2 separate regions of the Homo sapiens genome follow, and region 1 is linked to region 2. The links are chromatin loops, found by intact Hi-C in ENCODE. Cell type or tissue: GM12878. All regions are shown on one strand. Each heading gives the region's core, and the rest is flanking DNA. Links, peaks and the distances in the headings are about the cores only.

The links. Hi-C counts contacts between places; a loop is a spot of excess contacts. Peaks named below come from ENCODE experiments on the same cell type or tissue, not always from the same donor. Only the 100,000 strongest peaks of a DNase experiment are listed, where the experiment ranks them.
Region 1: a loop joins it to region 2, with 4 times the contacts of the local background. A loop is called at or near these places in 57 of 110 quality-filtered maps.

Annotation. Positions count from the first base shown.
Region 1 is chr1:26,103,735-26,106,757 of GRCh38, forward strand. No RefSeq gene overlaps it. Among named protein-coding and RNA genes, the nearest start is that of PDIK1L, 6.6 kb to the right of the region's middle. In GM12878, for the core only: a CTCF peak has its summit at 1,404 (motif pointing right); a DNase peak (open chromatin) is centred at 1,459; H3K27me3 peaks cover 150 bases.
Region 2 is chr1:26,318,145-26,320,922 of GRCh38, forward strand. It overlaps CD52 (CD52 molecule), which reads left to right. Exons shown (of 2, transcript NM_001803.3): 2 at 2,027-2,379. The coding sequence ends at 2,158. It also overlaps a transcript of UBXN11 not described here. Among named protein-coding and RNA genes, the nearest start is that of CD52, 1.6 kb to the left of the region's middle. RefSeq lists enhancers at 71-220, 594-1,579, 721-820. In GM12878, for the core only: no CTCF peak of the experiment used is centred there; DNase peaks (open chromatin) are centred at 708 and 1,607; H3K4me3 peaks cover 2,388 bases; H3K27ac peaks cover 2,236 bases.

The DNA.
Region 1 (3,023 bases), core at 225-2,724, 210 kb before region 2:
AGCCTAGGCAACAGAGCAAGACTCCATCTCAAAAAAAAAAAAAAAAAAGAAAAGAAAAGAAAAGAAATGGGGCTGGGGCTCCCCAAGCTTGGGAAGAAGAAGGGAGGGGACACTGTCGGGGATTCTCTCTGCTACAGCAGTTAGGAGCTGCTCCGGAAACATTCACTGACAGGCCTAGCCAGTCGCCCTTAATGACCTCATTGTGGCATTTTGATAACAACTTGTGGTTGGCTCAGTGGGTACTAGGTCTCTAACAATGCATCAATGATGCCTCTCATAATTTCTCCAGAGGAGAAATTCAGGGTCAGCAATCTGGTGGGAAGAAAGACTCCAAGATGTGCCTTGGGGACAGGGTGTATATGGGAAGTCTGTAATTTCCACTCAACTTCACTGTGAACCTAAAACTTCTCTAAAAATAAAGTCTTTTAAAACACACACACACACAACCGGGCATGGTGGCTCATGCCTGAAATCCCAGCACTTTGGGAGGCCAAGGCGGGCAGATCACTTAAAGCCAGGGGTTCAAGGCTAGCCTGGCCAACATGGTGAAACCCCATCTCTACTAAAAATACAAAAATGAGCCAGGAGTGGTGGCATGCGCCTGTATTCCAGCTACTCGGGCGCCTGTAATTCCAGCTACTCAGGGGGCTGAGGTGGGAGAATCGCTTGAACCCAGGAGGCGGAGGTTGCAGTAAGCCAAGATTGTGCCACTGCACTCCAGCCTGGGGGACAGAGCGAGACTCCATCTCAAACACACACACACACACACACACACACACACACACACACACGCAGTTAGACCCCAATTGAAGTGCCTGTGTGACTTTGGACAAGTTCTTTCACCTCTTAGAACCTTTGTTTCCTCAGTTGTAAAAGGGAGGACAATAATAGCACATGCTTTACAGGGTCACTGTGCAGATTAGATGAGATCACTCTATAAACAGTACTTTGCACAGTGCCTCGCACAGAAGTTAGTATGAATATTACCTATTATTTATTTATATTACCGATTTGTATTTATTTATCTATAGTTTATAGGTAAAATTGCTCCATGATAATCTGCTTCCTGTGGACCCATTCTAATTAGGGACAGCCCATTTGCCTCTTCCCATGTGACCTCTCTTCAGATAGGAAAAGTAAGGCTCAGATTCATGTTGATTTATGGGGCTGGGGACCTGGAGTCCAAAGACTCCAGGAGTCTTGGCTCCACCAGTGACTTATTAGGAACCTAAGTTACTGAGTCCCTTTGAGTCTCAGTTTCTCCAGATGTAAAAGGCTATGCTCATATTCTCCACTTCGTAGGGTTCTTGCGGGATAAAGGACTTGGATCTTGACAGGTCTGGGAATTCAGACCTGCTTTAGTGAGACTGGAGCATCAGCTTCACTAATGGAACCTGCCACCAGGGGGCAGGCTTGCTACATCCAAGTTCCCATTTGTCCAAAATACTCATTTCCTTTTTTGAGCGTGATTGTCTAACTTTTTATTATGGAAAGAGTCAAACATACACAAAGGTAGAATGGTATAATAAGCCTCACGTGCCCAGCACTAAGTTTCAACAACTATCAACATTTTGCCAATCTTCCCCTCTCTGTTTGCTGTGCTGATAGTGGAGTATTTTAAAGTATATTCCAGGCCTCATTTCGTTTCATCCATAATGCACGTGTGCTGAATTGAAAAAGACTTATTTTCGGCCAGGCACTGTGGTTCACACCTGTAATCCCAGCACTTTGGGAGGCTGAGATGGGCGGATCACCTGTGGTCAGGAGTTTGAGACCAGCCTGACCAACATGGAGAAACCCCATCTCTACTGAAAATACAAAATTAGCCAAGCGTGATGGCGCATGCCTATAATCCCTGCTACTCAGGAGACTGAGGCAGGAGAATCGCTTGAATCTGGGAGGCAGAGGTTGCGGTGAACCGAGATTGCGCTATTGCACTCCAGCCTGGGCAACAAGAGCGAAACTCCATCTCAAAAAAAAAAAAGAAAGAAAGAAAAAGACTTATTTTCACAAACACTGTGTCACTTAACAAAAAAGAACAATAATTACTTAATTTGATCTAAGTTCATATTTAAATTTCTTTTTTCTTTTTTTCTTTCTTTTTTTTGAGGGTCTCACTCTGTCTCTAGACCAGGCTGGAGTGCAGTGGCATAATCTCCGCTCACTGCAACCTCTGCCTCCTGGGTTCAAGTGATTCTCCTGCCTCAGCCTCCCAAGTAGCTGGGACTACAGGCTTGTGCCACCATGCCTGGCTAATTTTTGCATTTTTTGGTAGAGACTGGGTCGTTCACTGTGTTGCCCAGGCTGGTCTCACCCAACTCCTGGCCTCAAGTGATCTGCCCACCTCAGCCTCCCAAAGTGTTGGGATTTCAGGTGTGAGTCGCCGTGCCTAACCTATATTTAAATTTCTGAAGACATCTTTTGACAAATTGACTCATTTGAATCGTGATCCAAATGAGTTTACTGCATTTGGTAAGTCACTTTCACATTCCACGGTCCAGTTTTACTTCTATATCATGAATCTACTGGAGAATCCAGGACACTTGTCCTGTCCTGTAGCATGCTCCACATTTGGAGTTTGACTGATTATGATCTTTGTCTATCCCTCATATTTCTCGAAAACTGGTAATTAGATTTTGGCTTGATAAGACTTAGGCTCTTTTTCTTTCTTTCTTTCTTTTTTTTGTTGTTGTTCTATTTTTTGAGACAGGGTCTCGCTCTGTCACCCAGGCTGGAGCGCAGTGGTGAGATCTCGGCTCACTGCAACCTCTACCTCCCAGGTTCAAGCAATCCTCCTTCCTCAGACTCCCTAGTAGCTGGGACTACAAGTGTGCACAACCACACCTGGCTAATTTTTGTATTTTTTTTTTTTTTTTAGTAGAGATGGAGTTTCACAATGTTGGCCAGGCTGGTCTCGAACTTCTGACCTCAGGTGATCTGACTGCCTCGGCCTCCCAAAGTGTTGGGATTACAGGTGTGAGCCACCATGCCCAGCCTTTTTTTTTTTTTTTTTTTTTAAGGCA
Region 2 (2,778 bases), core at 72-2,571:
TGAGCTCCCAGAGACCCAGCCTTCTCTCCTGAGAGCACAGCAGATGGACTCCAACAGGAAAACTGGGGACACAGCGGGCCTGGCCGCCCAGCCTTCCAGCTCTTCTGGCTGGGGCTGCACTGCTTGCGGGCTGCCCTGAGAGAAACCTGTATCCACAGCTGGGGAGCACTTACAGGGTGCTAGGCGCGTTGGGGCACCCAAGGGGTGTTGTGGAATAATAGAGAACTAAGAGACTTGGGAAGACAACCCTGAGTGAGGAAGGCATCGGCCCACAGGGAGTCTGGGGAGATGGTCCTTTGGGGAGAGGCCAGGAGATGTCCAAGTGGAGCCTGCTGTGGTTATGGAGGTGACAGGGGACACTCTAACCCCCACTCCCCTGCCAGAGAGAAGCCTGGATGTTCAGGAATGCAAAGAAGACAGGACTCTCCCATTTCAGAAACAACTGGAGTCTCAAAAGCGACTGCTATTCCAGGAGGCAGCTTTGGTAGCATCCCAGGTGCCCAGAGGGGAGTCAGTACAGCAGACCGGAGCCATCAAGTTCTTGATCAAGAACAGCTTGATCACCATCAAAACCAGCTTAATCTCCATCAAGAACAGTTCTAGTTGCAGCTCCATCAAGCATTAAGGACAGCTCGATCACCATCTGGCCACTTCCCCACCCCACATCCAGCCACCCACGCTTTGCCAAGTGCTTTCTCACTCAGCCCTGGCTCATGTGACCTTCACAACTGTGATGAACTTCTCCCCACTCAGAAGATGAAACTGAGGCTCAGGGAAGCTAAGCCCTTTGCCAGGCTAGGAAGGTCAAGGGCCAGGGCTCCCCTGTCTCCCTCTATGCCAGAAGGGCTGGTCGCTGGGGAAAGGTGAAAAGAAAGGTTCTGTGACCGGGCACGGTGGCTCACGCCTATAATCCCAGCACTTTGGGAGGCCGAGGCAGGCGGATCACCTGAGGTCAGGAGTTCAAGACCAGCCTGGCCAACATGACAAAATCCCGTCTCTACTAAAAATACAAAAATTAGCTGGGCGAGCCGGGCGCGCTGGCTCGCGTCTGTAATCCCAGCACTTTGGGAGGCTGAGGCGGGTGGATCATGAGGTCAGGAGATCGAGACCATCCTGGCTAACACATTGAAACCTCGTCTCTACCATAAATACAAAAAGAAATTAGCCGGGCGTGGCGTGGTGGCGGGCGCCTGTAGTCCCAGCTACTCGGGAGGCTGAGGCAGGAGAATGGCGTGAACCTGGGGGTGAAGCTTGCAGTGAGCCGAGATCACGCCACTGCACTCCAGCCTGGGCGGGCGACAGAGCAAGACTCTGTCTCGGAAAAAAAAAAAAAATTAGCTGGGCGTGATAGCGGCTGCCTATAATCCCAGCTACTCGGGAGGTTGAGGGGTGGAGGTTGCAGTGACCCGAGATCATGCCACTTCACTCCAGCCTGGGCAAAAGAGCGAAACTCTATCTCAAAAAAACAGAAAGTTTCTGTGAAAGGGGGTGGACAGGGGCAGTGATCACCTCTGTCCCTGCCTGTGTCAAAGCAGGAAGCAGTCAAACATCCTGACAGGACCTTGTGGAAGAAGTAGTGGTCACATGGGGCAGAACTGAGGACTGTTTTATGGAGGTGGGCGGATGGAGGGCGGGGAGGGTAGAAAGGGGACTGCATCTTTAAATAACAAACACGCTATTCAAAAGTCCCCTGAGGGCTGGGTACGATGGCTCACACCTGTAATCCCAGTACTTTGGGAGGCCGAGGCGGGTGGATCACCAGGTCAGGAGTTCGAGACCAGCCTGACCAACATGGTGAAACCCCGTCTCTACTAAAAATAGAAAAATTAGCCGGGCGTGGTGGCACGTGCCTATAGTCCCAGCTACTCAGGAGGCTGAGGCAGGAGAATCACTTGAACCCGGGAGGTGGAGGATGCAGTGAGCCGAGATCGCATCACTGCAGTCCAGCCTGGGTGACAGAGTGAGACTCCACCTCTAAAAAAAAAAAAAAAAGTCCCCTGATCTTATCCCACTTCTCCTCCTACAGATACAAACTGGACTCTCAGGACAAAACGACACCAGCCAAACCAGCAGCCCCTCAGCATCCAGCAACATAAGCGGAGGCATTTTCCTTTTCTTCGTGGCCAATGCCATAATCCACCTCTTCTGCTTCAGTTGAGGTGACACGTCTCAGCCTTAGCCCTGTGCCCCCTGAAACAGCTGCCACCATCACTCGCAAGAGAATCCCCTCCATCTTTGGGAGGGGTTGATGCCAGACATCACCAGGTTGTAGAAGTTGACAGGCAGTGCCATGGGGGCAACAGCCAAAATAGGGGGGTAATGATGTAGGGGCCAAGCAGTGCCCAGCTGGGGGTCAATAAAGTTACCCTTGTACTTGCAGTGGGGTCCTGCTTGTGGTTACTGGACATCCCTACGCCCCAAGAGCCAGCTGTGCAGCAGCACCAGGGAGTTTCCCATGTCCCCATCAGCAGGGAAATTGGCACCAGGGAGCAGCCCCCAGCTTCCCCACCTAAATTCCAATGCTGAGGGCCCTTCCCCTTAGAAGCACATTGCAGGGACAAGGCCCAGAACCTGGCAGCCTCACCAACCCTGCAGTTGCGTTTGCTTCATCCATCCCTGGGTGTTTGGGAATGATGGTACTAGAGATGCCACCACCCTGGACATCCCAGGCTCAGAGAGCCCCTACCCCACTACCTGGGTGTCTTCAGAATGACAGATCCAGGGAAATCCCCAGTCCCAGGGACACCCCTCAACAAGGTATTTAGATCCCCAGCAAAC